Linked DNA regions of Homo sapiens: region 2 is linked to region 1. A link is a loop called in an ENCODE intact Hi-C map of the cell type or tissue named here. Cell type or tissue: heart right ventricle. All regions are shown on one strand. Each heading gives the region's core, and the rest is flanking DNA. Links, peaks and the distances in the headings are about the cores only. Region 1 has its middle 1.1 Mb from the start of LINC01372. Region 2 has its middle 990 kb from the start of LINC01372.

Region 1 (2,937 bases), core at 143-2,642:
CTCCCTGTTCTATCACCATCCTCCCCCTTCCCCACCTCTTGACAAGATTATTTCACCCCGACAAAGACATCAAGGCTGCTTTTTCATCAGAGCACTTAGTGTAGATCATGACTTTATATTGATTTGCACAAGTTTTTTCAATCTCTGCATCTGCAACTAAGTAAGTACTCTGATGACAAATACACCAACTCTTGTTTAATACTTTTGCAAATACTGTTGGTGTATTTAATGTCATCCTCCTTTCTTCCTTGCCAACAGAAGCCTCATCGAGCATGACAGATCAAAGCCAGTCATGACAGCCCTGTCCTCTACCCAAGTTCTCTTGCACTTCATGAATGACCAGTAACTTCATCCTGACCGATGATATATAAGGGGACATTTTCTCAAAGTGAGGGATGTGGGGTAAGCTTATGCTTTCTTGATAGAGACATGCTAACCCAGCTGACTCAGACTTTCCTTCTTCCTGCTTGGAAGTGGAAGTTATGGCTGGAGCTGCTGCAGCCATCTTGAGGACATGAGGCAGAGTCTCAGAGAATGCTGGAAATATAATCCCAGACATCATTTAGTCTATTAGCTAATACCAACAATTACCTGACACCAGGCTTCTCGATACAGAAGAGAAAGAAAAAAGAAATGTTATTTACTTAACCATCCTGGTTAGGTTTTCTGTTACTTGAAACCAAATACAACCTTAATTGATGTACTGTTGTTTTAGCTCCAGCACTGGATGCCATTGGTCCATACTCGGTACTTAGAAATGCCTATTGAGTAAATAACTAGAAGGATGAATGAATGACTAAATGGATCATCAATCTTTATGCCCTCTGTGGCACTTAGCTCAGAACCTGACATCTACTGGGAGCATGATAGATATTTGTTGAATTAAACGGAAGTGCCAAAAGTTATCATTTAGCACATTGAAGAGAGCGGCCAGAAATAATTCTCCAAAAAAACTCAACTGCCCATTGAAATAACATAGCAAAAACTGCCAGATATCTGAGTTGAGGAAAATAAGGAATTGAGAACATCTAGTACCCAAAAGCTGTGCTCCAATTTAGAAGGCTTAAAATAATACCACTCATCACTCATGTCTCCTAGCAAAGTACAAATTAGTGGCTTGGAAAATTCCTCTAAGCTCCAGGGTGAGACAGACATTAGCCTCAATAGGAAAAGCCCTTGTGGCCTGCTAGGCCTACTTCCCAGGGAGGGTTTGCCCAGGCTCAACAGAGTCCAGAAAATCACAGGGCACCTAATTTAAAACAATCATTGCAAAAGGTCGGATAAAATAGGCTCAGCGGCAGAGAAATGTTCCCAGCGCCAACAGAGGCAACTGCCTGGCAGCTCCCCAGCTACCGGCACAGAGCGTGAGGGACTCCCTAAGTGAGAGGTTGGTCTCGCCTTATAATCCATCCCCCAGTCTTCATCCCCACTTTCAGCAGGAAGGAGTCAGGCCCACTAAGTCCTCCGTGTTGACAGCTCTGCAGATGGCCTGGCCTTCCCTCCAGGGAAGAAGCATCATCTCTGGTCCACTTTGTCCCGCAGCAAGAAATGAGGATGAGAAAAACACAAGGCAGATTACTGAACATAAATTACTAATTCTTATTAGCATATGAAATGCTTTCAGTGACAAGTACTGCTGAAATGTTGCTCATGGCAGCTAGACCCATGTGCGTGGAAACTAGCATATGTTCAAATACAACAGCGACGATTATGGACTGGCCACTCTGCTCCCAACATAGAATTTGATAATGTGGTTATAGAGACAGCAGGATACAATTGGGAAAACACAAGCTTTTGAGTCAGAGGGGCAGAATTCTGATACCAGCTAAACCATCCATTAACTAAGTTCTTTCTATGGGCCTCAGTTTTTTCATTTATAAAATAGGCTTGGCCGGGCACAGTGGCTCACACCTATAATACCAGCACATTGGGAGGCCGAGGCAGGCAGATCACTTGAGGTCAGGAGTTCAAGACCAGCCTGGCCAACACGGTGAAACCCCGTCTCTACAAAAATACAAAAATTAGCCAGACATGATGGTGGGTGCCTGTAATTCCAGCTACTCGGCAGTCTGAGGTGGGAGAATCATTGAACTTGGGAAGCGGAGGTTGCAGTGAGCTGAGATCGCACCATTGCACTCCAGCCTGGGTGACAGTGCAAACTCTGTCTCAAAAAAACATATAAAATAAAATAAAATAAAATAAAATAAAATAAAATAAATAAAATAAATTAGCCTTAATAATATTTAAGCCCAAAAGTTACAAGTGGATATTAAATAAAATCATGTAGATAAAACGCTTTGCAGAATGCCTAACTACTTGCATGAATGATAAATATGCATGCATGTGCACACCCATACTTATTTAGACACTGTTCTTCTTTTCATTTTAACATTTTTAGAGACAGAGTCTCCCTCTGTTACCTGGGTTGGAGGGAAGAGGCAAGATCATGGCTCACTGCAGCCTCAAACTCCCGGGTTCGAGCGATTCTCCTGCTCAGCCTCCCGAGTAGCTGTGACCACCGGTGCATACCTGGCTAATTGTTTGTATTTATTTATTTATTTATTTATTTATTTATTTATTTATTTATGTTTTGTAGAGACAGGGTCTCACTGTGTTGCCCAGGCCGGTCTTGAACTCCTAGACTCAAGCCATCCTCCCACCTCAGCTTCCCAAAATGTTGAGATGACAGGCATGAGCCACTGTGCCCGGCCTCAGACACTATTCTTTATGATACTGTACAGAAGAGGAAACTGGGACTTGGGGGTGAAATAACAAGGGACGGATCTTGAAACCACCAGAACTGAACCTGGAGCCAAGGCTTCCCGAAGTCACAGACTGTGCTCCCTCCCCAGTCCTGCTCTCAAGAGGTTGGAGTTCAGCACACACACACACACACACACACACACACACACACACACACACACACACACACACACA
Region 2 (2,937 bases), core at 225-2,724, 100 kb before region 1:
ATTGTTCTCTATTCTGTACTAGAATGCAACTTCCAGGAGCTCTCTAGATAAAGACAATAGCTATTTCTTACTTTTCCAGGAATGTAAATAATATTTATTGCCACATGTGTTAATGGCATTTACTGATTGAATAATGAAATTATTCAGTGTGTGTGTCTCTAGCATGTGTCTATATGCCAGACTAATATATATTATATATTATATAATTATTATTATGATATAATTATTACATATTATATTATATAAAATAATACAATTATTATATAGCATATAAAATAATATAATTATTATATAGTATATAAAATGTATAATCATTATATATTATATTATATAAAATGATATAATCATTATATATTATATAAAATGATATAATCATTATATATTATATAAAATGATATAATCATTATATATTATATTATATAAAATGATATAATCATTATATATTATATTATATAAAATGATATAATCATTATATATCATAAAATGATATCATTATATAGTATATAAAATGATATAATCATTATATAGTATATAAAATGATATAATCATTATATAGTATATAAAATGATATAATCATTATATAGTATATAAAATGATATAATCATTATATAGTATATAAAATGATATAATCATTATATAGTATATAAAATGATATAATCATTATATAGTATATAAAATGATATAATCATTATATTGTATATAAATAATGTAATTATTATATAGTATATAAATAATGTAATTATTATTATGTATTATATATTATATAAATAATATTATTATTGTATAGTAGATCATATATTATATGAGGTAATATAATAATTATATATTATATATAATATAATTATAGATTATTATCTATTGTCTATTATATATACTATAATTATTATATATTACTATAAAATATGTATTATGCATTATCTATTACTAAATTATCATATTTTATCTATTATATCATAAAGTCAATAATTCTTTTTTGAGACAGTCTTGTATATACAAGACTGTATATACAGCTGTATATGCTGTATATACAAGACTGTATATACAGCTGTATATGCTGTATATACAAGACTGTATATACAGCTGTATATGCTGTATATACAAGACAGAGTCTTGTATGTATAATACATACTATATTATATATTATATTATATAGTGCACTAAGTACTGGAAATATACCATGAAACAGTAAAAATGACAGGTCCTGGTATTAGCCCTGTTGAAATGATCATCTTCACATGTGTGTGACATTTTCACTTAGGTCTCTACAGTTTATCTGGTTCCTGTTTGAATTATTCTGATGGACTCTTACAACCTGAGATCAATATTATTAATTCCACGTTAAGGGTGGAAAAGCTCAGGCTGAGAGTTGCACAGAGTTGCAGAAGGTCATACAATGACAACGTCGGTGCTTAAGCTTAGTCACTGGCTGGGGGCCTCTGTCTCCTGACCCCCACACCCTTTCCTACCACACCTTGCTGCTCCACTATTACACAGCAATGCCCTGGGCCATTCTCCCTCACCACCTCCAGCTGGCAGCATCTTTGTCTGAACTTTATTTAACCTGGCTCCCTTCCAGGCCCTCTGGCAGCTGTCCCATTTCTCCTTTGCTATCTGCCCAGCATCTCCCAGGTTCGTTTCTTAAGCTCTTATCCTTCTTTGACAGCCAAATGCCCTCTATTTTGTTTTCTCCCTTGGGCACACTCATAGGATGGAGAAAAGCCGAGAGATTGTTCACTTTCTTAACAGGAGCTGCTTTCAATTCAGCCACAGCTGCTATACCTTTCAGAAGTGAGATGGATCCCAAGACAGATGGCTCAGCAGTGACTATTTTAAGCCCCAGAGTCACAAGAACAGATCCAAAATAACTCAGTCCAGCAGGGGTCAAATGCAGAGCAGAGCTTGCTGGCTTTAAAGAAAGCATGACCCTAGATCTTTGAAGTCACTGAGTTAAGTCAGCACTGGTGTTTTCTAGTTAATAAGACTTTTTCAGCACAGTTTTCTGTGCTGATGTTTCAGGACAGACTCGCTCCTATGTCTGAAAAAATCTTCCTCTGATACTTAAAAGCTCTTATTTGAATATTTTTTGCTGCTATCAAGATTTGTACCAGGGGATGTTCTGTTTACCCTTATGCATCAATGAGAAAATTGCAACAATAACACCGTGTAAGAAAATATCTCATAATTCAGTGACTTTCAGCAACACTGATTCTTTTTCACATGCCTGGACTTGGCTTGGGGTCAGCTGATCTGGACTCAGCTTGGCTGATCTTGGCTCCAAGTTGTAGATTTGCTTCTGTTGCCTTACTTAGCTGTCATCCTCCTTGGATCAGCTGCAGGCTATACCGAACGTGTTCCCGTGGTTGTGGTGGAAATGCAAGAGGGAAAGTTAAACTACACATGCATGTTTCCAGCTCTTGTTGGCATGTGTCTGCTAACAACACATTGGTCAAAGCAATTTACATGGCCATGCCCTCTATCAATGGGGCAGGAAAGATACTCTACCCAAAGTGGAGGTGGGGAGGAACTGCAAAATCACATGCTGAAGGTTGAGGCTAGGAGAGGAGTGAATCATGGGAGCCACAATGCTATTCATCATGCCCGGGTGGCAGAGCACCTGGAGAAGAAGGCTATCTAGAGGGCAACAGAGAAATCAGGTGATTCTTTTCCCTTCTAGCAGCTGTGGCTACTCATTACCCTTTCCTCTCCAGGGAGGAGACAAGGCCACAGAAGATGGTTTGACATCTCCCTTTGGAATGACCTTAAGCTATCTCTGCACTCTTTTGTAAAGACCACTTTCTTGTCTTCTGTCTACTGAGTGAGCTGCCCATAGCTGTTGAATTCTTCAAGCTGGCTCCTCGGAGGTATTTAAGAGATTTCAGGAGTTCAGAGATGCACACCGGATGGAAAGTATAGGGTCGTTTAAAGGAACCCTTTTCT

What was found. A loop is a pair of places that touch in the nucleus more often than their neighbours do. Peaks named below come from ENCODE experiments on the same cell type or tissue, not always from the same donor. Only the 100,000 strongest peaks of a DNase experiment are listed, where the experiment ranks them.
Region 2: a loop joins it to region 1, with 11 times the contacts of the local background. A loop is called at or near these places in 2 of 110 quality-filtered maps.

The regions. Positions count from the first base shown.
Region 1 is chr7:68,419,347-68,422,283 of GRCh38, forward strand. No RefSeq gene overlaps it. Among named protein-coding and RNA genes, the nearest start is that of LINC01372, 1.1 Mb to the left of the region's middle. In heart right ventricle, for the core only: no CTCF peak of the experiment used is centred there; a DNase peak (open chromatin) is centred at 1,309; H3K27ac peaks cover 438 bases.
Region 2 is chr7:68,319,698-68,322,634 of GRCh38, forward strand. No RefSeq gene overlaps it. Among named protein-coding and RNA genes, the nearest start is that of LINC01372, 990 kb to the left of the region's middle. In heart right ventricle, for the core only: no CTCF peak of the experiment used is centred there; a DNase peak (open chromatin) is centred at 1,574; H3K27ac peaks cover 1,803 bases.